Linked DNA regions of Mus musculus: region 2 is linked to region 1. The links are chromatin loops, found by intact Hi-C in ENCODE. Cell type or tissue: heart. All regions are shown on one strand. Each heading gives the region's core, and the rest is flanking DNA. Links, peaks and the distances in the headings are about the cores only.

Evidence for each region. A loop is a pair of places that touch in the nucleus more often than their neighbours do. Peaks named below come from ENCODE experiments on the same cell type or tissue, not always from the same donor. Only the 100,000 strongest peaks of a DNase experiment are listed, where the experiment ranks them.
Region 2: a loop joins it to region 1, with 2.3 times the contacts of the local background. A loop is called at or near these places in 3 of 42 quality-filtered maps.

What each region holds. Positions count from the first base shown.
Region 1 is chr2:148,677,823-148,680,735 of GRCm38, reverse strand. Gm46771 (a long non-coding RNA gene) reads left to right here. Exons shown (of 2, transcript XR_001783505.2): 2 at 291-458. It also overlaps a transcript of Gzf1 not described here. Among named protein-coding and RNA genes, the nearest start is that of Gm46771, 1.7 kb to the left of the region's middle. In heart, for the core only: no CTCF peak of the experiment used is centred there; a DNase peak (open chromatin) is centred at 1,155; H3K4me3 peaks cover 2,234 bases; H3K27ac peaks cover 2,286 bases.
Region 2 is chr2:148,408,060-148,410,972 of GRCm38, reverse strand. It overlaps Thbd (thrombomodulin), which reads left to right and starts at 2,785. Exons shown (of 1, transcript NM_009378.3): 1 at 2,785-2,913. In heart, for the core only: a CTCF peak has its summit at 1,587; DNase peaks (open chromatin) are centred at 1,592 and 2,052; H3K4me3 peaks cover 708 bases; H3K27ac peaks cover 536 bases.

The DNA of each region.
Region 1 (2,913 bases), core at 86-2,585:
CCACTCATGATCTTAATTAAAACCTGGTCATTAGAAAATCCTGCCTGACACTTCCAGTTCCCGGTAAATGTTGATCATGCTTCCACCTACTGCTAAAGCTTTACGAAGTCGCCTCCCTACTGCCACCAGCCAGCTAGACCTCTTCTTGCTGAGAATAGAATGTCTCTGGTCACTTCTTTCGTTGAACATTTAGTTTAGCGAAACAGTGCTTTTTCCTCCCTTTAAAATATATCTAATCCTCTAGAAAACTAACTGGCCTCTGTCTTAATACAGACCGTGTCTTTCTCTAGGGTGGAAGCCGGCTATTTCAAGTAGAAATGCCCACGAGATTGATAGCTCCTTCAACTTCCCAAATGCCTTGTTCTTTTAACTAGCTCCTGCTGCAAAGAGGCGATCTAGCCACTGAATTAAGCCAATTACCTGAAATAAAAGTTCTTACAAGGTGAAGTTAGTTTAAACTATGACTTCAATAGATATTGATGATTATATCTTGGAATACACGTGTGTGTGTGTGTGTGTGTGTGTGTGTGTGTGTGATAAGCCATAAACTGTTTTGCTACACAGAAGAATGAAATCTCGATTTACAACCCAGTTTGGAATATAAGTAAAACCATTTTGTGTGATTTGAAATAATGTAATGTTTTCAAGATGTGTTATGGAGCCAACCACATGGCAGCTCCTATGAGCCAAGCAGGCTTCGATATGCTGATGAACCAACCCTGAGCTGGGAGTCCCTTAATCTTTATAATAGCATGGTATTATAGGGAGTGTTTGTGTGAATAAACTGAGCATATTCAAAAGGGAAATCTATGTGTACGAAAAATGAGACAGAAGTATTTAAACTCTAGCTCAACAGGCTGAGACTGCTTTATTGGACCAGCAAGGGGCCCCGACATTTCTGTGGGATGAAAGTTGAGTGCATTTAGTTGGACTGGTGGAAAGGTATATATTGTCGTTCCTAAGCAGGGGGGTGGGGTGGGGGTGGGGGGCAATTAGGAGTTGCCCTGACAACCGCACCTCCTCTTCTGTCTCCCACTACTGGCTTCTGGGAGATGTCACCTCAGCCAAAGCCGCCTGAGGCATGGATAGTTTTCCCATCCAGATCCATGGGCCAAGTGAACAAAAGGGGTGTGGGGGAAAAGCCACCAATCCCTGAGCAGGAAAACTCACCAATCGCTGAGCTCCCCAAGCTCAGGATTTGAAATCCCAGAAATCCTGACCCCGGAAATCTCTGCCCTGAAAAGCTCCTCCCCTAAGAAATCCGGTATAACAGCTCCTCCCGCCCGCCCACCCCCCATCCCCCACCCCCGGTCTATGATTCAGCTCACTGTTGTTGCTTCTCCCTGGAGCCTGGAGCAGAGGCAGCTTTACTCCTGGAGTTTTCTAACGAAATCTATGTGAGGTTTGCTGTGCAGTGAGCTGTAACACTTTCCCTAGAACAGAGAACAGACAGCTGTTAGACTCCCAGTCTCCCCAGCAGAGCAGGCAGTGACATTTCTATAGGGCAAGTCTTTCACTTCAGAGCTGCAACACTTAACATTTATCTACACTTATATATCTACACACATCAGTGGGTAGCTACCAGGCTAAAGTGCCTGGCCAACTAGAGCTAAGGCGCAACCAAAGGAAGGTTTTATTAGCTTGCTTTAAGCATATGCATTTACATAGGCTTTCATCCTTAAGTCCCTGTTGGGTTCTGGCCCCAGGTTACACTTTGAACAATTTTAACAGAGAAAGGAGACTGAAAGTCTGGCTGCTTAGGCAAATAGTAGATTTACACAGCAAAGATACAACATTTTGTCAGAATTGTTTTAAGTACACCAGTTTTGTTGTAGCACTGTTTTGGTTTGGTTTTTGGTGCTTTGTTTTGTTTTGTTTGTTTGTTTGTTTGTTGAAGGGTTGTTACCCAGGGGCAGTACAGGGGACTTAATGATGGTTGTAATCTTGCATCCCCCCCCCCCACACACACACCTTGAGCTGCCTTTTACACATGTCTTTGGGGATGGATCTAAAGGCTGTAGCCAATTGTGGTGAACACACATTTGAGCATCCTAACATCCTAATTTTTTCTTCTAACAGGCCTGATTAATATACTACTACTTATCTTTGGGGGTGTTTTGGAGGTAACTCCTTTAGCTAAATTCCACTTGTGTGATTTAATGCCTTCTCTGAAAAATCTATTAGTAAATCATTTTTATAACGTCAATTCTATCACATAGTTTCTTCTACACCAATGTAACTAAAGTCTGGATTAAATCCTGGTCACCACTTTTCATTTGTGCCCCCTGTACTTGGCTCAGACTCCTGCTTGACTCTGCTGACCTCACTTCATCCCCCCTCGGTAAATCATTGCTTTACCCTTTCTTCAGATTATCCCGGATTTTAGAACTACATATCTGACCCATACACTTCTTTGTGCCAAGGGACTGAAACTATCCCCAAGCAATGGTAAGACAACACAGAGCCAAAACCTCACCAACAAGAAATCACCAGCAGATAAAGAATGCTACTAAACAATTCTCATTAGAATATGAGTAGGGTCAAATTCTCCATCGCGCGCAACCACTGTTGGATTGATATCCCGCAGCGCTTTGTCCCTCACACTGGGAGACTCAGGCAGCCACTGAGGCCCAGGTCTCTTGGCTTGCCGCCTAGTTTCCCGGGGAACCATCTTGTAATTGGCTCTGGGTGGTCGCGTGGTGATGACGTGACACCCCACCCCAGTCCTAAAGGTATGGCGCTATAGTGATCTTAGCCCAGAAGTGAGAGGCTGTGCGGTCCTGACATCCAACCAAGCAGAGCAGCAGTTGCTACCACGCGGCCGCGCTGGAAGCTATCGGAGGCAAGGAATGAGAAAGAACAGGGCGGGCGTGGGAGTTGACGGGGAAACAACGCGGCGTTGTCGTGGGCGAG
Region 2 (2,913 bases), core at 128-2,627, 270 kb after region 1:
ATTTTCTCGTCCCGGAATTCGGCACCAATTGTTATTCGACGCGTTCTCACGACCGGCCAGGAAGAACACCACAGACCAGAATCTTCTGCGGCAAAGCTTTATTCTTACATCTTCAGGAAAAGAGAGCAAGAAGCAAGAGAGAGAGAAAACGAAAACCCCGTCCCTCTTAAGGAGCATTCTCCTTCGCCTCGGACGTGTCACTCCCTGATTGGCTGCAGCCCATCGGCCGAGTTGACGTCACGGGGAAGGCAGAGCACAAGTAGTCATAAGATACCCTTGGCACATGCGCAGATTATTTGTTTACCACTTAGAACACAGGATGTCAGCGCCATCTTGTAACGGCGAATGTGGGGGCGGCTCCCAACAATAGTCATTTGGGAAGAGAGAAGCTCAGTTGTAAAAATGCCCCCAGTTGATTGGCCTGTAGGCAAGCCTGTGGTGCACTTTCTTGACTGATGATTGATGTGGACGGGCCCATCTCCTTGTGGGAAGTGCCACTCTTGGGCTGGTTGGTCCTGGGTGATATAAGAAGACAAGCTGAGCAAACCATTGAGAAGCAAGGCAGTAAGCAACATTTCACTCTGGCCTCTGTGTCCGTTCCTGCCCTTAGGTTCACGCCCTGACTCCTCTGGACAATGAACCTTAAGCAGGAAGATGAAACAAACTGCTCTCTCCTCAAGTTGCGTTTGGTCATGGTGTTTTCTCACAGCCACAGAAACCCTAATTAAGGCAGTTGTCGTATTGAAAAGTCCCCACTCAGGAGGGTAACCACCATTTAATTCCATGCTCTCACAGCACTGAATAATCCCACCAGTTCACACTCTGCAGACAGTGCCTCTGGTCCATGCCCTGTTGTCTTCTACCTAGGGGATGCCCCTACTCTGGAACAGTGCCCCTGGAGGTCCCATCCCACATAAGAAAGCTGCCCCCTTCTCTAGAGGCTATCCCCTTGTCCAACCCCTAGTCATTCTTCTCTCTTTCCTAGGACCCAGGCATTGCTATATTTATTCCCATTCCCTCTGGAGTTTTCTTTCCTGGAGAGCTGAGGCAGCTTTGACCCAATAAAGACAACGTCAGTCAAGGGGGTGGTGGACTCTACAGGTCCCAGCTCTGGCTTGACAGAGACAGAGTCCCACATGGGCAAGCAGATGGAGGATGTTCCACCTGCTTCTTTTTACAATTTCAGTGCTTTCATTTCACCCTCTTTTTTTTTTTTTTTTTTTTTTTTTTTTTTTTTTTTTTTTGGTTTTTTTGAGACAGGGTTTCTCTGTATAGCCCTGGCTGTCCTGGAGCTCACTTTGTAGACCAGGCTGGCCTCGAACTCAGAAATCTGCCTGCCTCATTTCACCCTCTTGGCCACGCGTCCCTCTGTGAATGTTTTTCTCCACGTGAGGACACCGCAGCCTTCTGTTCTCATCTAAAGTCCGAGCTGTACTGAACCAGAGAAGCTATTCATTTGTAAGCCATGGGAACTTCGCGAGGCTTCCCACAGACGAATTTCCTAACCTTCAGCTTTGCTCCAGGCAGTCTGAGCTGCTCCGTAGCAGTTGTAGTAAGTAATGCTCTACTGTCCTTGGATTGGTCTAGAGTTCAACAGCACCGCCTCCTGGCAGTGGGGTGGAAGTGACTGCCACGGAGTGCAGGGTCCTCTTGGTGTGTGTGTGTGTGTGTGTGTGTGTGTGTGTGTGTGTGTGTGATGACGCGCACGCTTGGGGAATAGGCAGATGAGAGAGGTGGGGAGGAGGTGGCTAAGCTTTGATTTGAACACAGCCCTCCACATTCTTGGTGAGTGCTTAGCATCTAAAAGTCTTAAGTGACAGATTCCCTTCCTCCCCTCCCAGCTGCCCACAAGACACTCCTCTTCAATGCCCTTTGTGAGCAAACGGATTGTGTAGGCACCTCTATCTTTTGAGACTCTCAAATGACGATGGAAATGATCACGTCAAAAGGAACCAAGTAGGCTCTATTGTAGCTCATACAGTCTCCTTGCAAAGCCCCCTCCCCCCCTCCCCACCCCGGGGCCAGTTTCATTGAGGGGTCTGAGATAGGCTTGGAGGAAAACAAAACAAACCAGAACAAAGGAACGCAACACACCTTCCCCAGAGGATTCTGCAGGAATTGAACTGGGAAAGGGGGCCATGATCTCTGAGCCCAGACAAAACTTGCACGATGTTCTCAAGCAACTAGATAGGGTCTGGCCTTGGAGATGCCTGCTCAGAACAGGAGAGGAATGGAGACTGGAGAAGGGTTTGGGGTTATTAGACCACTCTCTCCTCTTGCTGCCCTAGTATTGTTTCCCCTGGCCTCCTCCAAGGTCATTTGGGACCTAAACCTCCGATTGTCAATGCAGCCAGGCTTCCTGAGTTCCTGCCTTGCATTTAGCTCACCTTTTTCAGAGTCTTGCAAGTCTCAGACACACCTCTACTGGACTTTTCTTTTCCCTGCCCCACCAACCGGACCATCTTCCAAACTTTGGTAGCATCTATGTGGAAGTGTGAGTGTGAGTGTGTGTGTGTTCGCGTCTGAGTGTGTGTACGTGTGTAGAGGTTTAAACACAGGCTACCCGCGGGCTATACCGGAGAGTCTGGGGCAGGAACTGTCGTCTTGCTGACACAGTTCTGTTCTGTGGTGGCGCCTGCAGGCCACGCCCGAGGGCCTCCCAACGCCCAGACAGACTTTTTAACTCATCGCGCAGAGGTGATCCCAGGCTGGAGGGCGGGCGCAAGGCGTCCGGAGAACCCAGTAATCCGAGAACGCAGCATCAGCCCTTCCCACCAGGCACTTCCTTCCTTTTCCCGAACGTGCAAAGAGGGAGGGCCGCGCATTTATAAACTGGAGCTTCAGCGGAGTGGCATGTTAGAGGCTGCCTCGCAGGGACTAGGAGCCTGGGCTAGAAACGTCTAGGTTGTGATA